Linked DNA regions of Mus musculus: regions 1, 2, 3, 4 and 6 are each linked to region 5. A link is a loop called in an ENCODE intact Hi-C map of the cell type or tissue named here. Cell type or tissue: left cerebral cortex. All regions are shown on one strand. Region 1 overlaps Vrk1 (vaccinia related kinase 1). Region 2 has its middle 45 kb from the start of Gm19554. Region 3 overlaps Gm32370 (a long non-coding RNA gene). Region 4 has its middle 37 kb from the start of Gm19554. Region 5 has its middle 48 kb from the start of Vrk1. Region 6 overlaps Papola (poly (A) polymerase alpha).

The links. A loop is a pair of places that touch in the nucleus more often than their neighbours do. Peaks named below come from ENCODE experiments on the same cell type or tissue, not always from the same donor. Only the 100,000 strongest peaks of a DNase experiment are listed, where the experiment ranks them.
Region 1: a loop joins it to region 5, with 6 times the contacts of the local background. A loop is called at or near these places in 11 of 42 quality-filtered maps.
Region 2: a loop joins it to region 5, with 6 times the contacts of the local background. A loop is called at or near these places in 22 of 42 quality-filtered maps.
Region 3: it touches region 5 in a loop (2.0-fold over the local background); 2 of 42 quality-filtered maps call a loop at or near these places.
Region 4: a loop joins it to region 5, with 5 times the contacts of the local background. A loop is called at or near these places in 17 of 42 quality-filtered maps.
Region 6: a loop joins it to region 5, with 12 times the contacts of the local background. A loop is called at or near these places in 24 of 42 quality-filtered maps.

What each region holds. Positions count from the first base shown.
Region 1 is chr12:106,047,327-106,051,326 of GRCm38, forward strand. Vrk1 (vaccinia related kinase 1) reads left to right here. Exons shown (of 14, transcript NM_001029843.2): 4 at 3,609-3,678. Among named protein-coding and RNA genes, the nearest start is that of Vrk1, 39 kb to the left of the region's middle. In left cerebral cortex, no CTCF peak of the experiment used is centred here; a DNase peak (open chromatin) is centred at 2,320.
Region 2 is chr12:105,852,658-105,856,657 of GRCm38, forward strand. No RefSeq gene overlaps it. Among named protein-coding and RNA genes, the nearest start is that of Gm19554, 45 kb to the right of the region's middle. In left cerebral cortex, a CTCF peak has its summit at 2,145; DNase peaks (open chromatin) are centred at 1,355 and 2,160.
Region 3 is chr12:105,902,599-105,906,598 of GRCm38, forward strand. It overlaps Gm32370 (a long non-coding RNA gene), which reads right to left. Exons shown (of 3, transcript XR_381890.2): 1 at 3,727-4,000; 2 at 1-82. Among named protein-coding and RNA genes, the nearest start is that of Gm32370, 2.2 kb to the right of the region's middle. In left cerebral cortex, a CTCF peak has its summit at 638 (motif pointing left); DNase peaks (open chromatin) are centred at 923, 2,063 and 2,448.
Region 4 is chr12:105,860,367-105,864,366 of GRCm38, forward strand. No RefSeq gene overlaps it. Among named protein-coding and RNA genes, the nearest start is that of Gm19554, 37 kb to the right of the region's middle. In left cerebral cortex, no CTCF peak of the experiment used is centred here; DNase peaks (open chromatin) are centred at 1,906, 2,393 and 3,285; H3K27ac peaks cover 361 bases.
Region 5 is chr12:105,960,541-105,964,540 of GRCm38, forward strand. No RefSeq gene overlaps it. Among named protein-coding and RNA genes, the nearest start is that of Vrk1, 48 kb to the right of the region's middle. In left cerebral cortex, a CTCF peak has its summit at 2,314; DNase peaks (open chromatin) are centred at 257, 1,508, 2,323 and 2,759; H3K4me3 peaks cover 1,458 bases; H3K27ac peaks cover 1,695 bases.
Region 6 is chr12:105,836,900-105,840,899 of GRCm38, forward strand. It overlaps Papola (poly (A) polymerase alpha), which reads left to right. Exons shown (of 22, transcript NM_011112.4): 22 at 1-2,045. Among named protein-coding and RNA genes, the nearest start is that of Papola, 54 kb to the left of the region's middle. In left cerebral cortex, CTCF peaks have their summits at 2,411 (motif pointing right) and 3,833 (motif pointing right); a DNase peak (open chromatin) is centred at 2,410.

The sequences.
Region 1 (4,000 bases), 87 kb after region 5:
GTCTTTAAAGGTGGAAGTATCAGATACAAACACGTAGAATGGGTATCACACCTTTTCTGATTTAAAATCAGAACAGTTGCCATTCAGACAAACACATGAAATTGTTAAATGCGTGCGTGCGTGCGTGCGTGCGTGCGTGCGTGCGTGCGTGCGGTGCTGGAGATGGGTGCAGAGCCGCCTGGCTGCTGGTCAGGTTTCTGTGACTGCTGCAACTCCAGCCAAGGTTCGTGTTTTCAGAGACCATGAGCTACTGACCGGGAATGAGCAACACAGAGTCACATGTGAAGCTTAGTGTGTGAAAGTTCTGTATAAGTTGGCTCTGTGAACAAGTGTACCATGACACTCACGCACTGTAAACACGAGCATGCCTTTTATTTTAGAGCAAAAATGGGCAAGGTATTTAAGAAACACAGCTAAGTGTTTGCTGTTGTAAAGTTCCATAATGACATGCCAAGCCATGCTTCCCAGCCCTTGTATGTTGTCATGGGACTGCACAAGGCCTGGCCATTGGTGTCTTTGGTAAGTCTGCCAGGTACTCCTTTGCAGCCACGTTGAGAACCAGAGTAGAGCCTGGAGCATTGTGCACCTTAGCTGTGACAGGTGAGGTCACGGCTCTGCAGACCTGTAGCTTCATTCTGAGGTCCTTTCCAGTAGTTGTACTCTGAGAGTCTACCCCAGAAGCTCAGTTACTTCTTACATGCCAGCTTTATGAATGAGCTCTACATGGTTACACACCACTCCTGCATTTGGCATTGGCATGAACATACCATACACATACAAATGAAATGTCTCAGCAGTTCCTGCACACTTCTTCCCACCCAGGAGTGGTCTCTGTTTCTGTCTGGGGCCTTCATCCCTGACTGATGCAAGCAGCTGTGGGACAGCACTGCTGTGTCTTGGGACGTTAGTTTGTGCTTGCTTTCAGAGACTGTGTGTGAGAGCACACGCACACAGACAAGCTCAAGAGAGACATGCAGGCACACGCACAGACACATACAGGTGCACACACCGATACACTCATACACAGAGAGACACAAGGGCACACACAGAGACATAGACAGACACACATGCATGCGTGCGTGAGCATACACACACGCACATACTCACACACACACACACACACACACACACACACACACACACACACACACACAGAGGCCAAGAAGAAAGAGTAAATAAATAAGTAACTTGGACAATACGTACGGGTAGAAAATTTTCTGACTCCCCCTCCCCCACCAAATCTAAACGTCAGTAAGAAATTAGTTCTCTGAGTCCTTCTCACCTTCACGGGAGCAGAGTTGGACGCCTGAAGATGGACTTCCAGTTGATGGCACTTAAGAGCTGGTGTGTGGTGGTCCTTTTCTTGGGAACAACTGATGGGGTCTGTGTTTCACAGCCTCCCTCCCGGGAAGAACTCTGCCTGATGTTGTGATGAGTGTTTCTCATTTTCAATGCAGATATCTTAATTTTTTTTTGGTAAGAAGGAGAAACTTTGTACAGCTTCGTTTTTAAATGGCAGCCAGTTGCTTTTGGATGGTGCCATTGAAATATATCACATTTTAATTTTTTTCCTGTTGTCATCGTCATTTTGACACTTAGAAGTCTTAAGGAAACGTTTAGTGATATTCTAGTTAAAATGTCAGTCCCAATTTCTTTTCTAAATCTTGGCTATTATAGAGTTGGCAAAGTATTTCAAATTTGAAATATGTTAATACAATTTTAGTTCTGAGTTAAGGTATTTTCTCCATAGATGGCTCGCTTCAGCTGGAGCGCAGCGCCAAGAAGTAACTCCGTCACCTTGTCATAATGGACGCCTACTGGACAGGAAAATGTCTGAAGGTGCTCAGGAGCCTTCATTAGAGTGTCCTGATTTATATGGTTGATTCGCATTATAAGTTTAATAAATTATTCCTTGAAGGGAACTTGAAAATTAAAGTTGATATGATGTAGGCTGAAACTGAATAAATCAAAAATCTTATACTGTTGGTAATAAGCCAGGAGTGGTCTTGGGAGAGCGTCTTTTAAGTTAGAGTTTTATTAATGAGTCATTCTGAAAGCTAACCAAGATTCCTTTTCTTTAATTTCACTTTCTTCATTTTTCACACTGATTCTGTGACTTACTTGGTCATAGACTGGAAACATTTGCTTCCATGTCTGGCTTCTGTTGCTGCTAGGAAGGGAGCCACAGGTGTGGGAGAGTTTCCTGCATAGCACATAGCTCGGCATTCACATCTGTGTACAGATATGATCCTGTGGGGCTTGGTGACATGCTGAGCCCTTGAACACCACTCTCTGAGGCTGAGCTGTACACATATGGCGAACTGCCCACGTTCTTTCTGATCCGAGTGTTGGCCATTTTTGGCTTAAGTGTTCCCTGTGGCTAAGTACTGTGTGATTGCAGATGAGCAGAGTCCTGTAAAAGCATGTTACCTGGAGATACCCGTCATTTGAATTCCTGTACATCTGAGCTGATAGAATTATGTGTGACAAAGGGTTTAATTGACACTTCAAGGACCAAAATTAACTTCTGTAGTTGTTGAGGTTTCCTCAATGAAGAAGAAGTGGGTGGATGTTATTTTCATCATTTGGAGCAGATACCTCTGAAGTGGAGAACACACACTGTCATGCCATAGCTCAGGTCTGCTGGTTCCGATGAGCTCTGAGTCCTTAACTCCAGCCGTGTGGGTCTTCTGTCCCAAGTATTTTGCTCAGATTAGTTTAGAAATCTTTGCTTTCATGTTTGAGGTTATTACTGTTTTTAAACCAGTATAAAATATCAAACATTAAGTAAATACTATTTTATATCAATCAGTCACACAAAATTAACTATTTAAAGAGACAACAAAATTATAAGTGACTTCTTCCCAATATTTGTTAAACAATATGAAAGTCCTGAAGAGCTCTTATCTCTTGTTGTGTGAAATACCTCTTTTGTAAATGTCTCTCTCTTTCTCTTTTTTCTTTTTTTTTGGTAGATGTCTTTACAAATAATTCAAATGGTCCCTTGAAATGGGAAATAGGGGTTGTCTGGTCAAGTTGGGGAAAACAGTTATTTAGCACCAGTTTCTTTTTGATTTAAAAAAAAAAAGACATAAAATTGTTGGTCTGAGAAAGAGGATTCAGTACTAGAAAGAAGGCGCACTGCGGTCTCGCTCTGCAATGCAGATGATCCTCCACTTGCATGAAGTAGCGAGAGTCACTGTAGGGCAAGGCAAGGGAAGGGATGGGATTCTACCATTAATTGGCTAAGTCAGGTGTTGGAATTCTATTAAATCTTTGAACTGCCTTGTAGCCTCTTAGTGGTGATACACTTAGCATGATTGGTGGCCTTTGCTTAATAAAGATGAAAATTAGCTTAAACATTTGTCTTAAACTTCTGCAAAGACTGAACTGTGTTTCTGATTTTGTATAATGTATCAATTATGAAAGTTGAGCTTACGAGAAAGAAAAATTATTGTGAGAACATATAAAGCATTTGTAAGGAGTTTTAATAGTTTGTAAATTTAAGTATCAAAGTTATATTGTGTTTGTAGGAAAATTAGATTTACTCTATTTTGAAAGCTCAATGTAAATAGTTCAATAATTTTAATTGACTCTTGTATTCTAAGGAACCCAGTGACAATGGACCTCTTTTCACGGAATTAAAGTTCTACCAGAGGGCTGCTAAACCAGAGCAAAGTAAGAAGCAATAAGCACGCTTGAAATTGTTTTGTTAAAGGTTTAAACGTTTTAAAATAAGTAGTTTACCTGGCTTTATTTCACAGTGCTGAGGTAAAGTGCCATGTCCTATGTCTCTGTTTTCATTTGCTTTATACATGAACACCAATCAGATGATATTTGAGTGAGTCCTTCTGATGTACGGATGTATTTGCCCTAGGGTCTGTGGGCATGTGAAATAATCAAGGCTTTGCAGCTCAAAATACATGAACGAACCTAGTCCCCAGGTGTGTGTAAGGCCTCTGACTTTTGAGCATCGATAGCTCCTGAGGCGGGAGCTGGC
Region 2 (4,000 bases), 110 kb before region 5:
TTCTTGGAGGAATTCTGACTCAGCCACTGGGTCCTGTTGGTAATTCTTTCCCCTAGGAGACCATTCTGAGAAAGACTAGTGTCTCCCCACCCCCATGGCAATGACCCCTGTTCCACGTGTATGGCTTACCAGCTAACTGCCCCCCTGGAATGACCCATTCCTGTCTTTGCTGGTTAGAGAAGGACCCTGGTCCCTCCTGGCTTCTCGGGGAGTCCTGATGCATACAGATACAACCTCATTTGCATATTAGCACTGGTGCCAATCTGAACCCAGCTGTGTGCAGCGTAAGGTGAAATGCAGATTCTCCCAGCCTGGCCACGGCTTCTCCACTCTGCTAATGGAAAAGCCTTATGAGTGGGCCCACATTGCATATGCATAAGCTGGCCCTTGGCTCCAGTGGGTAGGGGATGTGCATACACTTTCCCATCGTGCCTCTTGCTGCTTCCTTGAGTTTCCGATGAGATTAGCAGGCCACCTGGGCTCCACAGCTATTTAAAATGAGTTGGTCAGGCCTCTGGCGGCGAGGGGGGTCTCTGAATATGGAATCCAAACCCAACTCTCCTGGTCACCATCTCAGCATGGCTGCGGAAGCTCTCGGATGATGGTGGTCTTCGCTTGCTGGGGGGTGAAGGTCAGCTCATCCCGAGGCCACCATCAGCTTGCCTTCTAGCTCCTGACCGGCCCGGCCCCTGACCCGAGCCATTGGGCTTGCTTTTCCTTCTGCCCTCTCTCCTGGATGGGTGATGGAGAGGAGTTCCCACTGGTGTTTATCGGCACTTGGACCCACGCCTCTCTGTGGTTGTGGTCCAACACACGGCCCACTGGGAATGCCTAGCACCGATGTGAACGAACCCTTTGGCATTATAAGTATCCGTTTCTAAGCCTTGCTGAACCCTGCCCAGGTATGCAGAAGCTGAGATTAGGAGGAAAGGGCAGTGTAGGGGGGAGGGTGTCACTGGAGCCCTTGAGGGGGGACCAGGAAAGAGCTGGTGTGACTTGAGCTTCCGTGGCCAATGAGCGTATAGAACCGTTCCTTTCTGTGCTATGGTGGAGATGTGGGGTAGAGTGCTTATTAGTATGTGGGTGTTGGGTGGTGTGGTAGGCTAGCCTATGGCCTCCTCCATCTTCTCTGTCGTCCCTGGGTCTCCTAGACACCCACCCACCCTCTCCTTTCACTCCTCGAAGGGAAAACTAGAAGAGCAGAGAGCTAAATTGAGTTTGTATAGCTTCCCCTTTATATATTTAGTGATACGAAGTTCATTTAGGGATTAGGGCTGCTGCTTGTCTATGCATCATTAACCATAGCACATCTGCTATCGAGCTGGCAATCAGCAGAATATTGAGAAAAGTTATAAAGAAATCTTTGACTCACTTCATTTTTCTGTATGTTCTGGCTCTCAGACTCGCAGGCAGTGTACAGAGAGAGGAGAAACGGAGCTTGGGCTGCTGAAGCCACACCTTAGGAGCTGTGGGGGTTCAGAAAGATGAAAGTAGTTCACTTCTGACCTGCTACCTTCTGGGGTGTGGGGTGTGTGTGTGTGTGTGTGTGTGTGTGTGTAAAGCAAAGGGATATATCAAGGAGACAATCTGTAGAGAAGCCATGTGCAGCCCCCTATGATGGTCTTACAAGGAAGGTTGACACCTGGCCAAGAGCCGAGTGACCCACTTGTGCCCTGTTTCTATGGTCAGAGGCTAGGGCAGGGATCCACGACCCTGGACAACCTAGGCCAGCCACACTGTTTGCCCTCTGTGGTCCTCAGTCCCCTGGGCCATCTGATTTGGTGATCTCGGTGTGCTGAGTGAGAGAGGACCATGCAGGAGCCACTGCCAATGGATGACTACCCCGGGTAGCTGCCATGGTAACTGGCAGTCTGATTTCTGATCTTCAAATTAAGTCAACCCCAGCTTGGTGGCTGCAACAGGTATGGGTCAGTGCTTTTGAAGACTCTAGATACAGCCAGGGTCCTGGTGACTGTGTCTCTGGCTCCTGCAGGAAGATCTAGCTGAGTCTCTTCTTCCCACGTCCCTGGGGCTAATGGTGAGAAGGTTCCGCCAGGCTCCAGGAAGTCAATAGATGGCCCGAGACTTCTCCATCACCTCCTGGGCTACTGTCCTGCAGTGTGACATGTGGCTGGTTAAACTGCAGGTGTCACTGTTAGCCCTGGAATGGGGACTCAGTAGGCTCAACTAATGAGCAGCATACAAAGGAATCTGCCCTGCTCGCCAGGTGGCTGCAACTGGCATGGTGCCTCACCTCTCCCGTTGTCCCCTCCTCAGCCCAGGGACAGGCAGATGTGGCCCATACCTAAATAAAGTAGAGATAATAGCAAGCCGCTGCAGCTTGTCCTGAAGAAAGAGCTGTGCTCACCAGGGGATACCAGGAGTATCTCCTCTTGTCTCTCCTTGCCTGCTTGGGGAAGGAGGGTACTGACCCAGTCTGCAGGGGAGGCCCCACAGCCATGCCCCCATGGTGGAGAGGGGTCCACCTGCCTTGAGCCTTAGGGATAAAAACACTAGTGAGAAGTCAGGGTAGCCAGGGGCCTGTGTGTCAGCCAGAGACTGCAGAGCTGAGGGGGAGTAAGTGCCTTTTATGAACGTTTGTTTTTAAAACCAACCGGCTGAAGTCCTTTTACTTGGATATTAGGACTCCTTTGGTAGCTCAGGCTGGCTTCCAGCTCAGGAGCTTCCTGTCTTGCACCCGCAGACGGAAACAACGAAGGACCTTGGACAGCGTCCTCTGTATTTAATTTTCAGATAAGGTCTCACTTTCCTAGGCCAGCCTCAAAACTTGTAGCCAAGGATGACAAAGAAACCTGATCCTCCTGCCTCTATCTCCTGGGAGTTGGGATTACAGATGTGCAACCACACCTGGCTTATGCAATGCTAGAGGCTTAAGCCAGCACTCACTCGTGTGTGTTAGGCAAGCACTCTACCAACTGAGCCCCATTCCCAGCCTCATTCCCTCCTTTTAATTCTACATTTCATTCTGGACCAAGGCCTCTTAGATGTGAAGAGAAAATGTACTGAGAGTAGAGTTTGGTGGGCTCTGCGTCTGGAATCCTGTTCCATGTTCCAAAGCTGCAGATGGGGAGAGAGGCTGCCTGGATAAAGGGTTCCCTTAATTTCTATTTCAGGAGAGTTAGAAAGATGGATATGTATGCATATATGTGTGTCTATGTGTAAATATATACATACATATATATGTATATAGTGTGCATTTGTGCATTATACATGTGCATACATGAGCATGGGTATGCTTATGTGTGTGAGAACACATGTGCATAGTTTTTCATGTGAATGTATGTGCACACATAAGCATGTGTATATATAACCATGTGTATGAGACCATGTTTGCATATCCATGTGCATGTAAGCATTAGTGCAAAGCCATGTGTATGTCAGTACATGTGTGTGAGCATGTCTGAGTACTGGGCCAGTGCATATCCATGTGCATATGTGTGAGCATATGGATATAGCCACGTGGTATGTGTGCACGTATACCCACATGCACATGTGAATGGTTGCGAGCAGAGGCAGGAAATATTTTCAGACCTTAAGAAGAGAGAAAACAATTTCTGAGTAAGAATGGTTTGTGAGCTGTGTCCATAGGACAGATGCAGATCCCTGTCTGCTTTCAAGCAGGGCCTTCGTGTTCTTATTAGGAGCTAGTGGTGGAACCTCAGGACAGGATGCTCTGTAGTCACAAGGGCAGGCCCATGGCCGCCCGCCTGGGCATGGTCTTCCCAGCACCCAGGTCGGATTCATCCTGGGGCTGGGAGGATCAGCTGGGCTGGGTTTTTCTTCAGTTGCTAAAGCGTTAAAGGCCGAAGAGAGAAAGAGATGCAGGAGGCCCAGCAGGCGCACGCTCCTCCACAAAGATCTTTTTAGTGTCAACTTAAATGTACACAAGCAACGCATGATGATCTCTTTTATTGGACTAACGTTTATCCAGTAATATCCACACACTTTTAAAACCATCGAGGCCTCCTCTTCAGGTGTT
Region 3 (4,000 bases), 58 kb before region 5:
CCCTGATTTCGCAGAAAACAGATCCTGAGAAGCTCTGTGGCTTTCGGAAGAACAGAGATCCTTTTGCAAGAAGCCAACTGTCCTGAAATGGAATAGGAGAGAAGGTGAAAGTCCATCGCATCCCGACCTCTGGGTCTCAAAGTTAAGACAAGAAGCCCTGTCTCCTCTTCGTTCTATAAAAACACACATAGAGACAGACACGTGCACAGCTCCATAGAGTTGACAATTATTTTGACAGAGACAGAGAGGAAGAAACAGTTTGTTGAATATACACAAGACACCCCCAGCCCTCCCTCTCCTCACTCCAAGAGTGAGTTGCTACTAACAAATCTTTTTTGAGTGAAGGGTAGGGGAATTTGTGATTTTTTTTTCTTTCTCTGTCATATAAAAATACTCCGAAAGCTAGGTCCTTCTGGCCATTTCTGTTTGCTTGACAATGGCTGAAGCTTGGGAGTAACTTCCATGAACACGGAAGGCTGAGCTGAATTGGGACTTCAAGGCTTCCGTTTCCTTCCCGGAATCAGTGCCCTGGAAAACCCATGGTTTTAGGAACCTTGGTCTTAGGAGTTCAGTGCAGGTCTGAAGGTTCCTTGGTCCCATCCTTCATCTCAGAGCATAGTGGAGCCCCCTGATGGCCAGGGCAGCTGAGTGCTGTTTGAGGGGCGGTGCCTGCCTTTAGTACAAAAATGGGCGTGGTGTAGCTGCTTGGCTCATGTGGGCGTGGCTTATTCCAGACTGAGAAGATTGGCAGCTAGAGCGAGCGGGATCTGCAGTCCTCTAGCTATCCATAGGACTTTGGCGATCTGTCCTATTCCCTCCTCTCATTCATTAGTGCTTTATCTGGTCAGTGGTCTAGCACACATCTCCAGTTGGAGATCACATTGGGCACTGAGAGTAAACCCTGCCCTGGCTGTTCTGGACCCTTGCCAGCCCGGCTCCTACATTTATAGACATGGTTTTGATGGTTGAGTCACGGCCAGCTGTGCACAGCCGTGGAATTAACTAACTTTCCTCACACAGACTTACCAGAGGGATGTAAAGGCAGAGGATGGAAGTCAACGGGTAGCATGCTAATCCCCAGAAGTCTTTAAGGAATGGAGTGCTTTCTAGAATCTTCCTTTGCTTCCGGGGACTGTTCATCCTCCTGTTCATGGGCAGTGGCTTCAGTGTGGGTGCCTACTCATGTGTGTGTGTGTGTGTGTGTGTGTGTGTGCGCGCACACACACACACACACACACACACACACACACACACACACACACGGAGGAAGGACCTGTCAATCAAAATACTGCCCCTCCCTTAAACAAGGACAAAAGAGTTCAGCCAATCAGATTCTCTCCTGAGATTCTTGTGCAGAATTAAGAGGATGACTCCTCCGTGGATTCCGGAAAGGGGGAGGGGGAGTAATGCTGCGTGGTCTTTCCTCTCTGCATCTCTCAAGCCCACCGCAGATAGCGCCAGAGAGGAAAGATTTATTTTCACTGTTTCTGTGAGTTCCTGTTCATCACGGCAGAAAAGGTAGACTGGAGGTCTTGGTGTATGGCGGTGGGAACTGGTAGTGATGGCTTGTTCACATGGCAACAGGCAGGAAGCAGAGACCACAGCTGAAGACCCACCCCTAATGACATATTTTGATCAGCCTTCAAAATAGTTCTCCGTAGCTGTAGGTAAAGCATTCAAAGTATGAGCCCATGGCTGGGGCTGTGGTAGAATGTTGCTTAGCATACACAAAGCCCTGGGGTCCAGCATCACATCACCTGAGAGTCGGGGTATGTGTTTACAACCTCAGGACTTGAGAGCTGGGGTGGGAAAATCAGGAGTTCAAGGCCATACTTAGTCACAGAATGAGTTTGAGGTCAGCTTAGGATACATGAGAACCTGTCAAAAATGAAGAGCCAATGGGAGACATGTTGGATTCACCGCAGCCCTTGTTTTGTGGCCTCTGATGACCGTTGTTTCTCAGTTAGCTACAGTTTCCGCATCTGAACCATCCATGCTAATGTGCTGGCCCAGTGGCCCAGGAACTGGCAGCTTGCATCTGTGATGGGTGTTAGCTCTGTGCCAGGCCATTGTGATGGTGGCTACTCCTCAGGGACAATACAGCATGGGAGGGTGCCAGCTGACCCTGCTGAGTGTCCCCAGCTCCTTTTCTCAGTGGCTCCATTTTAAACGTGCTGGCTGTGGAGAGTGTCCAGGGGAATGCATGCGGCTGAATCCATGGCTTCCCACGCTGACCTTAAAAGAAACTTCTAAAAATAGGCCAGGTCAGAGAAGATGCTCCAGACAGGAAGGTTTTAAGCTTGACTCAAATCTCTGTGACCTCCTTTCCCCGAGATCCAGCTCTTCAAAGAGACAGCCCTGCCCAACTTAGCCTTTCTGCCTGTAGTGGGGCCAGAGTCCCTCTGTAACTGGAGCATACTATCCCTCCAGAAAGCATCCTTCTGATGCTGGGCTGGGCTCCACATCCAGGATCCCGCACTTCCTGCTTCAGCGTGACTTCTTCTCGCAGCCTGATGGGTTCCTACAGTGAGCCTCCTGACTTCCCCAGTTGTGCCGAGCGCTGGATGATTTTCTGGGCTAAACATTTCTCCTGGCAGCCCTGGAGACCAGGCAAATTTATTATGTGTAATTATCTCCAGTCCCAAACCCTGCTTCCTGTGCATGTTCCATGTGGGAGCCCAGCCCAATGAGTGACCACATCCATCTTCAGCTGGTTCCTCTGATAGCTACCCTGCAGATCCCTCTAGGCTCAGCCACACTCTCCCACTCTCCCCTTCTTCTCCCCTGGACATTCAGAGATAAAACAAAAGCAAAAAACAAAAAAACAAAAAACCTTTTTTTTCCCTCCCCCTTTCAAGGTAAGGGCAGGAAAATAAATAGCAGATGGGAAAGAAAGGGATATTTAATTCTTCAGGACAGAGCCCTTGGAGGGAAAGGCAGGCTACTGAAAAGGAAGTGGCCCATCCTCGGGCCACCTACTGTCTCCCGTTTCCAGTTCCTGCCTTGTGCAGTAGCTACCAGCTCAGCTGCACAGGGCACACTTCAAAATGGCTTGCCTACAATTCTACAGCTGAGACTCTAAGATGAGAACTGTGCACTTCAGACAGATCCTGTACCTTTTCTGGGGTATTTCTTGGCAGGAGTGGTGGTGGTGGTGGTGGTGGTGAGGGGCCCCCTCCTGTCCAAGCGCATGGGCATTTCAAAAGCAGGTGATGAGCTGGGAGATTGGTTGAGTCACCAAAAATGCTTACCATGCAAAGACAAGGATCTGAATCCCCAAGCCCCCAGCATGCAGTGCCCAGTTGTAGTCCCAGCACTGGGGAGGCAGAAACGAGCAGACCTATAGGGTGGGCTACCCAGCCAGCCCAGCCTATTTGGCCAGAGGGAGACCCTGTCCCCCAAAACAAGGTAGATTGGGCTTGAGGAAAACAGCCGAGGCTGACCAGCCTCTAACTGTGGATCCTTTCCTGCATGCACCCCCCCCCACACGGTATATACACACACGTGCACACATGCACACGTGCACACACACGTGCACATACAACACAGAGTACATGCACACTTGAACACACACACAGTGCATGCCCAGGCACACACACGCACATGCACACATGTGCACACACGCACACTCGAGCGCACACACACGCACACGTGCATACATGCACGTGTGCACACACATGCACACACACACACAGAGCGCAGATGGCAGTGGTATTCGACAGTTACCTTTTAACCCAATGTCAGTGACCCGAGGCCTTTTGATGCAGAGCAGGGAGGGTTCACTCTTCACAACGCCTCAACAGTCTGGCCCAGTGTTGCTGTGCATCCTTAGATCAGAGGCATTTCTGGTAACAGAAGAGGCAGTGCGCTGTTGTGTCTCCCACCCCACGGCCCGGCCCCACAATGTGTTCTTCTTGTTCCCGTGGAGGTGACTGAATAGCTGTGTGGTGACTTGAGGACCTTCTGCTGACAGGAAGTCCCTGAAGCTCCAGGTGTTGCA
Region 4 (4,000 bases), 100 kb before region 5:
GAGACATACACTCTGGTAGAGAACCTGAGTTCAAGTTCCCAGCACCCATATTGGACTTCTCCCAACTGCCTGTACCTCCAATTCCAGGGGCTCTGGTGGCCTCTTCTGACCTCTGCACACACATGGGCACACTCCAACACACGCACACATACACACACACAAACACACACACACACACATGATAAATCTCTTTTTTAAAAAAAAATGATGGTTAAAGAAAGTGCAAGATGAAGGTGTCCTAGTTTCTTTCCCTGCTTCTGCGATAAAGAATCCAACAAAAAACGACCTGAGGGAGGAGGGGTTTATCCTGGCTCACAGTTCAAGGATGCCGTCCGTCTGTCACAGCCAGGAAGTCAAAGGAGCAGGAACTTGAAAGAGCCACAGCCAGGAACAGGGAAGGATGAATGCCTGCTGGTATTGTGCTCCCCTTTCCCCACACAGCCCAGGGAATGGCACCGCCCACAGTGGTCAGCCTCATCCTCAATACCCCCAAGGTAATTACCCCCAGGTTTGCCTAGAGGCCTGTCTGCCAGGTGATCCTAAATTCTGTCAAGTTGACAAATTAATACTAACTATAACAGAAAGCCCACGAGGTTACACACGCAGATGGTTTGTTGGTATCAATACACTTCTATGAAACCACCCCAACAGCTAAAAATGAACTAAAGGGACATCTGTAAACACTTCACATGTTGCAAGCAAGCAGTGAGCAGCGTGTTCATACCCACACTTGGGAATGTCCAACACAGTTCAGCCAGACCCTTGGACAGCTGCTGCGCCACATACCCTGGGGTGGTGTCCCCACAGTAAGCATCCTGGAGATACGTGGACCACAGCCAGCCAAGGATACTGAAGACAGGACAGGAAGAGTGTGGGTCACTCTTCCTGTGGATCGTGGGGCTGGGGGTGAGTGGTCTTGGGGTCAGAGCATCAGGCAATATCCAAACTCAAAGCTACAAGCAAGCTTTCTTTCTCCTGCAGGGGCCAGAATCATTTTGCACCAGGACAGAGTAGAAAAGGTTGCAAACTGGTCCGTGGTGGTGGGTGCCTGTACTGGCCCATAGTGGAGGGTACTTGTATGGTCAGTTCCAGGTTCCACCTCCTGGACCCATTGGTGTCTATCCTGAGCAGGCTGATTGCCTAAGAAGCCCGTGGCCCAGAGTGTGAATTGCACATACTTCACTTGTGGACTGGAACCTTCTCTGTCTCTGTCTCGCTGTGGATTGAGACTGCTTTCCCATTGTGTGAACAGTATAAACGGTAGCAATAAAAATGGTCTTCCCGCCTTCCCATTTACAGCCCTCTCTTTGTGGGCCCTCCATCCCCAACACGGTCCCTTTTTGACTGGAACATGTCGTCTTGAATCTCACTATGGCAAGGCTCCTCCTAGTCGCAACCGATCCATCTCGAGCTTCAATGCCGATGAATAGGACGGGGGAATGTGGATCCTTGGAGCACAGACAACCTGGAGCATCGTCTTACAAAACTATCATCAGCCAGTCCTGCTTTGGGCCTCTCAAGAGGCCCTGGCTTCGAGGTGGGGAGCCTGGGAGGTGCCAGCTTCCTGCAGGACTTCATTGATCTGCGGGTTAGGTGGTCACCTGCCAACTCTGGGCCCAGGCAGGGTCTTTGTGTTTGTGCCCCTTCTGAAGCCCTCTCCGAGAACACAGATCCAGGAAGGTCGGAGGGTAGAGGAAGGGTTCCAGAAACACAGCGCCTGTGCCCAGGCCCTTGCAAATTCAAGTCCATCTCCTAGAAGCTCTCTATGTGGCCTCTGCTGTGGGACTCAGAGGCTGCCTGGTCATTTGCTCCAGGCTGTGGTCTGCCAGGTCCAAGTGCGTATGCCCAGCTCCTGGTGAGGCCAGCTCCCAGGCTGCTTCAACCTCTGAGTGCCAACTGTCCGCCCCCACAGTCTTCCCTTCTGTCTTCCCCCTAGTTCCTCCCCCTCTCTCCTCCCACTGCATGTCTCCTGCCCTCCTTTCTACCGAGGACTCTTCTTTCTCCTCCATCCTTCCCCCTTTTTCTCTTAGCCTTCCCCAGGGTAACTGGGCTTTGAATGCTTCTTCTTCTGAAGGTATTTCTTAGCGACCGTCCACTCCCAGGCTAACAAAGACCCCCTCATGCTCACTCAGCCCATCTGCCAGAATCACATAGCACCCCCTCCGCCCAGCACCCCCACCCCGACCTAAACAGAACCCCCTCCAAAACTTGTGAAGGGCCCCCATGCTCACACAGGCCCGCTGAGACATTCTGGTGCTGAGGAGCCATCCAGTCGCCTGGAAAGGGCTGACAGCAGACACAGCCCTGGTCGGCAGAGCAGGTCCCCGGCCAGCTGGTGCGGATGGGCCCGCGCCAGGCCATTATTGCCTGGTGCAGAGGTCGAGAGCCGCAGAGCGGCCGAGGCGCTAATGAAACACAAATGGGACATCTGTGTTCCGGAGTTTAGCAAACCACGGAAAGCCAACTTTGCCAAGAGTTTATGTACTGTCGCGCGCAGAACACACCTCCAGCCGGGCTTCAGAGAGCACCAGAGACCAGTCTCCGTTCCCCGCTCCCGCCCTCTCCGCACTGTTTAGGGTCAGCTTCCCTTATGAATCGAGGTGTAGACATGGGGTCTACATGAGCTCCCCAGACTGGGTACATCAAGAGAAGACGTGTGTGTGTGTGTGTGTGTGTGTGTGTGTGTGTGTGTGTGTGTGTGCGTGCATGTGTGTGCGTGCATGTGCAAGTGCCCAGAGGCCTCCATCTCTCCCCACATTTGTCCTAGTTACCTAAGGACCTTGATGTCCTTTCCCATCCCCAGCCGGAGCATAGGGCTGTGGAAGGTGGAGTCCCCTCATTGGTGGGCTTGTCAGAGATGATAGGCAGTGAATCCAGGAAGTCTGGGTTTTCTTGGGCTGCTGATCTTGGTTGGGACACACTTAGCAGCCATATCACCTCCTGGACTGACTTAGCAGGCATGTCACACAAGTGTGACACAGGTACACACACACAGGGTGGATCCCCTCCCTGGGGCATCCTCTGACATCCTCAGATCCATCTTCATCCAGCTACCAGGGCTCCTGGAGGGTTGCGGTTGCAACACGGATAAAGACAGAAGCAGGTTGGTGACTGGGCTGCCGCTCACCATCATGCCCTCAGGTTCCCATGGGCCCGAATAGGGGTCCTTGGCCTCTTCTGCCCCAGAGCCTGGTTCTGAGGAAGAGGGTCCTAGCTTCATACAGCCAGGCCGGAACTCTGCTCAAAAGTGCCCGGTCGGCAGAATGCCGGCGGGGAAAAGGCTTTCCTGAGCTATTTCAGGCCTACTGGCCTGAGCATGGAGTGCTCGCTGAAGCAGAGAGCTGTCTGATGACTCAGTTTTATGTATTTTAGTTTCCAAACAAAAACAGTTTCTGCATATTTCCTGCAGATGGGGGTTATATTTAATAATCTCTGTGTAAGAAGGTTGGACGCATAGGATTGGAAGTATGAGGGGAGCAGAGAATACAGGCAGCAGGGGCCCAGAGGCTTCAGGGCTTGGCCTGTGCTTAGAATGCAGGTAGGCGCAGGCTCTAGCCTGAGAACTATGGGAAGAGGCGCACAGCGGCACAGGGTGTGAGCGACTTGAGAGGTGGCTGAACGCAGTTGGTGCAGCACCGGTTTCCCAAGGTAAATAATAGAGGGAGAGGGCAGGACCCTTGGATAAAGTGATCCTCCTTCCTCTGCCTTCCTTCTGTCCTTTACACGCCAGCACCAGTCACAAGTAGGCCAGGTCAAGAATAGTGCTGTGTTTCCACTATGATTCCCAATATGATGGTTTGTATATGTTTGGCCCAGGGAGTGGCACTATTAGAGGGTGTGGCTTTGTTAGAGTAGGTGTGGCCTTGGAGACACTCATCCTAGTTGCCTGGAAGCCAGTCTTCTGCTAGCAGCCTTCAGGTGAAGATGGCGAACTCTCAGCTCCTGCTGCACCATGCCTGCCTGGATGCTGCCATGTTCCCGCCTTAATGATAATGGACTG
Region 5 (4,000 bases):
GTGTGTGCATGCGAGTTGGTGCCTTCCAGAAGATACACAGCAAGAGCCCAACCAAGCCATTTCCACGCTCCTGGTTCAGCTTTGAGAATTCCAGTATAAAACGGTTGCATGAAAAAAAAAATCAGCAACAAACAGCTTAAGATGTAAATAAGACACTCTAGGCTGATCGGGAGACGCATTTGCATTCCGTGTTACATTAAGCCACCCACACCACCACCCAGGCACGCAGATTCTCCACTTCTGCATATTTTTCTGACTTTGAGGTCGGTCTCCTACCCCCTCTCCCTGTCAGCCTAGCTCTGCCTGCAGATGTAGGCTTGTGTTTTCTGCACATTTCCATTCTAATGTCACGCAGCATAGGATAGGCGCCCAGCAAACGCGAACGAGCTGCTTGCAACCTTATTCTGGGTATTTAAACAGCACCTGCCGCCGGGCCCCATTAAGTCTCATTCACAAATGTTTTTCTTCCGTTCGGTCTCCATTCATCGATGGCCTCTCTGCATCCCCTCCTTGGATCCTCTTATGTTTAGAATTGGGCTGCACTGCCTGTCTTCTGGTCCACGCTGGCTCCTGGTCTCTTCCCTTAGAGTTGGGTTTTATCATCAACAGAGTCACTGCAGCACTCACAGGATAGTTTCAGCCGGGTGGCAAGTCTGGCTGTTTTCTATAGACAATAAACATCTCTCTCTTCTGAAATGACTCTAATGCAATTCAACCCACATTGTACAGCCTATTTCTATCACAGGCATAAAGGACAATGGTCCCCAGTGTGAGATTCTCAGGAGCCAGGAGGCCATGACAGTCAGAGTTTAAATTGATTTCGCCAGAGAAGGTGTTTGCTCTCTTTCTGGCAGGTTTTTCTGGCTTCAACTGTTATTCTTCTTAGATATGGACTTAGCTTATAAACCAGTGTGTGTGTGTGTGTGTGTGTGTGTGTGTGTGTGTGTGTGTATGTGTAGATTAAAGAAGTAATCTACCCTTTTATCACAGTATCGAAAACATGTACCCTTCAGATGATTTCCAATATGCCTGATAACCCCAGAACTTAAAAAAAAAATTCTTAGTTTGAACTTGGAATTAGGTTACAATGGTAAAAACAGGACCCTTGACTTGGGTGAAGTTATTGTGTTGTGGATCTGCTCACGTCCGTTTGACAGGAGAATTTTTATATCAGGACTCTGCCTAAGGTGTTTCAGGGTATAGGGAGCAAGCAGGGAGCAAGGAACCAAAGGGGTATCTCAGCTCAGCTGGTAATAGGGTCGCCATTCAGAGGAACCCACCACCAAGTCCAGTCCGCGTCTCTAAGGGCTTTAAGGTTCGTAGAAGGCAGCCAGGGACCAGTTTATAGAAACACTTCCTCCTTCTTTTAGAGAAAACAACATTCAATCTCAGTGCGGGGGGCGGGGTGGGGGTGGGGGGAACGTGGACTTTGTCACGGCCACTGCTGAGGGAGTACCTCAGACTCTTCCCTCCTCCCGAGCACCCCTCGGGCTGCTGAAGAAAGTGCTGGATGATCTCCTCCCAATATACAATATGTAAATCTCAATGCGAGAAGCAAATAAAAAACCCAACCTGCACGTAGTCTACCTCATCTGCCAAAAGAGACCCAACCGGCCTTCCATACTTTTTTTTTTTCTTTTTGCTCGGGCGCCTGCGGTAGCAAGCCGTTACAACAATCCGAAAATTAAGTTACCACAATTAGGAATTAGAAGCAGGTGGCATAATAATGGTGCTTTTTTTTTTCATTTCATTTATTAGCAAAAAGAGGGAGAGGCGCTTCATTTATTTTCATCAGCCCTCAGTAAAAGCATAGCAATTTGCAACACAAAAATCATTTCAAGTACCTCAGCCTCGTGCAACCTCGTTTTCCTTTTTTTTTTTTTTTTTTTTTTTTGCTTAAAAGCCTTTTAAAGTTTGCCTGCCCACCACCCCCGCCCCTCGAAAGTGGAGTGTGTGTGTGTGTGTGTGTGTGTGTGCGCGCGCCCTTACCCCTCCCCTCCCCCATGTTAGGTGACGAGGTAAGTGCAGATGGGATCGGATTATTTCCCCCCCTTAAAAAGTTCCGGGGAGCAGAGTTGGAGGTTGGGGGGGGGCACCAGTATGCCCTGCCTCCTTTGCCCAGTTTCTGTTTCACACGGCTTGTGTGTAACATCAAGTAAGGCACTCGACAACTCTCTGCACGCCCCCCCCCCATCAGCCACTCGGGGCCTCATCCACACCCCTGCACCCCTGAGCAGCCCAGCACCCTACAGGCTGCCCGGATGGTCCAGGACCCCAAGGCACGACAACCCTTGCGCTCCCTCTAGCGTTAGTATCTGGGATCGTCATGGGCTGCTGCGCAGCTGAGCTGCCTGCAATCCCTTGGTGTGCGAGATGATGTGGCGTGCACTCCGTTGCTGAGTGCACTCGATGTGCGGGGTGCACGGAGTATGCCGGGCGCTAGGGACTCCTGGAGTTGGATACGTAATTTTGCACGATGCTCCTGCGACCCCACGGTGGGAGATGCTAATTGCCTGCTTTGGGCGGCTCTTTCCATGCTTAAGGCTCCTTTCTCGTGTTGCCCCCTCAGTCCAAGAACTACACTCCAAGCGAGCCGCTGCCCGCTTTCACGCCAGCTCGTAGACTGTGTCTCTCCTGGTCATGGAGAGGTCGCAATGCCAGGCGGTCCCTGTTTTACGCACCCCTCTTCTGCCCGCGCCTTCAACTCCGGGCTGGTTTCACTTTGTCTCCAGTTGGGCCATCTTGGGTGTCCGGGATAGCGGACTTCCTTTTCTGAGCGCTCCTGTTGCTGTTCTCTTCTCGCCACCTTCTAGGTCCCTCCTCGGCCTCCCGCCACAGAGCACGTGTTTTCTACCGTCTTTCTTCTTTGGCGTGTACTTTTCCTTTGTATTTCATCCTTTCGGTTTGCTTCTCTCTCACCTGTCACTACTAAACCGTGTTAGAATGGAGAAGACACGGGCTAGAGGACCCCACAGCCGGCAGTGCTGGGGAGCCCTCTGTAGGCTCCTACGTCTTTCTTACTTCAGTGTGAAGTGTGTCAGCTTGGTTTCCAGACTTCACAAAGGTTGTAGGGATTTGAGGAAGATCAAACAAGCCGTGGGCACACCTGCCAAGGGGACGGGGCAGGGTGGGGTTGGGGGAGAAGACCAGAGACAGAGATGGGAGGAGGGGTGGAGGCGAGACAGCGCTGCCCTTCTGGAGTATAATTTGGCAATCCATACGAAGAACCTTTTGCACATTATCAGTAATGCCACTTCTTGGAATCCAGCCCAAAGAAATAATATGAAAGGTTAAAAAAATATTTTGGACCCAAAAATGTTAATCACAGGCCTGTGAGATAGCTCATCAGCTGAAGAAGAAAACCAACTCCAGCAAGTTGTTCTCTGATCTCCACAGGATGCCACGGGGCCTACATACCCTGCCCTACATAATACATTAATAAATAAATGTAATTTTAAAAAAAGAATCAAACTACAGGGGGCATGAAGAAATCTTGGGAATAGGCCATGGAGTGGTCAGCCTGAACGCAGGACCCCGGGCAGACACGCTGACTGTCCTGGTGAGGCTGGACGCAGATGCAGACGCACACAGAAAACATCTGGACGCGCCCGTCCAGGCAGCTGGTACCAAACATGGTTTCTTTCCTTCCTTTTTCAACTTCTCTTCTGCCTCCTGGTTTTCTGGAGGGAGCTTGCATTTAAGGATGGAATAAAAACATAGGCCTCTCGATTTCCTTTGCAAACAGCAAGCCCCTGAGAAAAAGGACAGTGAGGCCCAGTGTCTGCATGTACAGGAGCTGTGAAGTACTGGAAAGTGACCGAGATGAGGATGCGGGGGTTGGAGACAGAGCGTGGGTTTGGGGAAACTTTGCCTGCTTCCCATGAGCCGGGCACTGCTGGGCTCCATGGGCAGAACCACAGGTTCTGCTGGTTTGTTTATCTAATGTTTACATTTAGTTAGTTAGTTAGTTAGTTAGTTAGTTAGTTAATGGGTGAGGTGT
Region 6 (4,000 bases), 120 kb before region 5:
CCCGTTGTCTCCAGATGCTTAAACAAAGGAAAGAAAGAAAGAAAGGAAAAGAGGAGATTGGAGGGACAAGACTAGACCTGACTGACAGTGGGTTTAGCTGTTTGGTGGCCTCCCTGCCTTGGGCTCATGAGCACTTGATCAGAAGTCCAGGTTAGTATGCGAAGCCAGGAGTGCTATTATTACTGTGTTAGCGACAGCTGCATTAACTACTCAGAAAAATTACTGCCTTTAAGAAGGAAACAAAACAAAACCCTCGAGCTATGTTTGTATCCATAACTGACATCCGGATCGCGCCTCTGTGTGCTGCATTGTTTGGAAAACTGCAATACAAGCTGGCAGAAGAACTCCTCATTCTGATGATGCACTTTTATGTATTTTTTTTTAATTAGAAAGTAGAACTAATTTTAGATTTTCAGCTTAATGGATTTTCAATTTTTTTTCCCCAAAGAATTTTCTTTACAATTAGTCTTTAAATTGGATACGTTGTGCATTGGTGTACCATTCTGTCCCAGAAAGGGCAGGAGGACACCGAGCTCAGCCCAGTCCTTACGGGCAGCTGTAGCCCTTAGGGTGAATTGTCAATGCTAAGGTATACTTTGGACACTGAAAGAAGAATTAGGCGATACTTGGTTTTGATGAGGTTATGATTAAGCAGTATATATTCCTTTTATTTATAGAGTTGTTTTATAGTGCATACAAATCAGCATTCGGCCAACAAGTGTGGTCTTTGAGCTTTCGCAAGCTCTGTTCTTTTGCCTTCAGTCTGTTAGTCTTCAGAAAGACAGTGCTCCCCCACCCCCTTTTATTTTATTTTTTGCCTTTCTTTTTTCCCCTTTGCTTGTATGCACAAGGTAAGGCTTATTTCACAGAAACCAGAATGCCAGTATTTTCCTAAGCCATGACATGTAACCTTGACCCTGTGGCTGCGTGACACAGACACTAACTTTGGTCCCATGGCTAGAACTTGAGAGTGACTGAAGCCATACCTGTGAAGCATCCCCGGAGGCGGCCCTTTGATCTCTGCGAGGACTTTTGTACACTCCACACAACTCCTGTTCCTGTCTTAGACAAATTGATTTTCATTTTTAAAAGTGGGCAAAAGGCATTTTCTTCCAGATTTTTAAACTAATTTTTATTTTTAACCAGTTTATCAAAATTTGTCAGTGAATTTTACATACAAAAACATTTTAAAAATCATTTCTAGTAAGCACTTGACATTTAGTCAGCTTTCCACTTTTGAATTTTTTTTTTTGTTCTATCAAAAATTAGAAATCTTCTTTAAAGACAATGATTTCTCATAATTAAGTAGCAGAATTCTCGTCCATCTTGTGACATCTGACGGGTGCCAGATGTTGATAAAGTTACTCTTTGTTAATCTGGGTAAAACAGACCTGTAGCAGCAGATCTTTGTATGAGCATGGTTTTTGAATCCTTCATTTCGCTGCATTCTATCACACGTTTGTGCATTTTCATGTTACACTGCAATTACTTAAACTCTCCCCTGTCCTTCCAAATTAATTTCCAAAGTTGGAGTATAGTCTTTCCCCTGAAGCTATGCATTAATTAAGGCTTTCTTTACCACTTACATTGTTTATATACAGTGTTCTACTCTCCACCTCTTGCTCTGCAGTCACCTTGCCCTTCCTCCCACCATTTGAGTAAAGAAGACGGTCCGCTAACAGGTGACATGTACTGGTGTCTGTGTGTGTAGCTTCAGAGTTAGATTGACATCACCAGGCACAGATTTAGTCTTGTCGTTTTGTTTACACATTGGGGAAAAATTCAGTTTAATAAACGTTCCATGTAACTGCATCCAAGTTTCACCAGGCTGGAGACGTGGATCTTTTCTGTGTAGTGACTTTTTACTTCTAGTTTCCATAACCTGGAGATCAGACTGTTGCTTTCGCATGATGTAAGTAGTGTCTCATGACTGGAGTTTGCTTTGTTTTATAGTATCTGTACTCCTTGTATTTTTCAAGAGCTATTTTGTAAACAGATGATGTATTTCTCCATTGAAAACACAATAAAAAAAAAAACAGCACAAATCCCATAGTTGGCTGGTTTCTTTTGACTCTCTCTCTCCCTCTCCCCCTTTCAGCAATCTAATTAATTAGTTCTACATACAAATATATGGTGTGGCCCCAAATGAAGATTGGAATTTAATGTGCTTATATTTGGCAGGTTTGTTTTAGGTTAGCCTATTTGTAACCCAGTACTAATGTGTCACACGATAGCAGGCAATGTTGTTAACCTAGATGATCGTTAGGGAGAAAAGGGTGGTTATAGCTACCACTAACTCACTCTGAACAATTCCATTTTCTACAGTAGTGTTCTGTCTAGTCTGAGCACTGTACATTTCCCGGTACTGATGCATATGGCTCTTTCATGCCTCTACTTTCATTTCTCTGTCAGCAGGTGGCACTGTTGTTTTTCAGTAGGTTTATAATTGTGTCTTACAGCTTGAATCTTGTTTATTTTACTGGATCAAATTCTGACATTTTTCTTAAATCCTCACACACATTGCGTAAAAGAGAAGTAGACTGTTTTAAGTTTGTGATGGCCAACTTTTAGGGATGATTATCTTAGTGTCTTGAGTGTGTGTGTGTGTGTGTGTGTGTGTGTATGTATGTGTATGTGTGTATGTGTATATATGGGGGGGGGGAGGGAGTTGGGGAGGGGGAGAGTGTTTTCCAAAGGGTTAGCAGCTATGCAGAGTCTCTAAAACCCCAAATGCTTAGACCCTTCATTGAGTTGATGACCTTGGGGCTACTTCTTACTGAAGTAGAATAGAAGTTTGAGACTTATTCAGCAAAAGTGCAAAATGGTAAGGATTTCTCAGGGCTCCATCACTAACACCTCCAGGATTGAGCTTGCCTTCCTCCTACCCTGGTAGACAACAGAAGTGGGACTGGACCCTGCTTCCTGGGATTTGTCACCCATGTAGCTCATAGGTATTTTCCTGCATTTTGCTGAATTAGTAAGACATAATTGAACATTGAGTGCTTGTGTCTCAGGTACAGTCTGGACTAAAGCTTTTTTATTCCTAGTTAGCACCTCTGTTTTCTTCTCTGCACAGAAAAATATTTTAAAGCTCTGCATAATGTTAATTCTGGCCGAGTACAAGGTGACAGCAAACGATCAGCAACGCACAGTAGTGGCTGACATGAAAGGAACATTCACGCTCTGCACACTGTAGGCTGACCCACGAGACCCTAGCGTGCTTGTGTGCCAAATTGTTCTCTAAAGGCATTGCACACGCATTTGCATCTCTTTGCCTATTTTAACCCTAACAAAAATCAACCAAACTATGAAAATGAGTTGCCTTTTGGCCTGGGCTGTATGCTTTTTTTTTTTTTTTTTGTTTAGTTCACATTTCTATTAGCTTTCTTTACGCCCAAACCGCAAATAGATGCTGTTTTGACTCAGACCTGAGCTTGGTAAATGAGGTAGTCCTTTGTTCTGTGTTCTTGTAACATGGCCTTCAGGTATACACAAACAAGTGAGCTTTAGATCTGTGTGGTATTTCCCCTCTCTACCAACTTAAAAATTGTTGTTATCCTCCCGAGGATTAACATTGGGAAGAAAAAGGTAAAGGATTATGTTCTTTGGCAAGCTGGGGCCAGAACCTGGGTCTTCACCACGTGACAGGCAAGCACATGACTTCTAAGCTGCACTCACAACCCAGGCTACTGTCGTTCGTGATTAACAGTGATGGAGACTAGTAACAATGTTTGCTCGGTCTTTTACAAAACCTCCCCCCCCCCGCCCCCTTTTTAAAAGATTTATTTATTATATGTAAGTACACTGTAGCTGCCTTCAGACACGCCAGAAGAGGGCGCCAGATCTCGATACAGATGGTTGTGAGCCACCATGTGGTTGCTGGGAATTGAACTCAGGACCTTTGGAAGAGCAGTCAGTGCTCTTAACTGCTGAGCCACCCCTCCAGCCCACAAAACCCCCCTTTAAAAGATACCCTGTTACAGCTCTTACAACTCTGTTG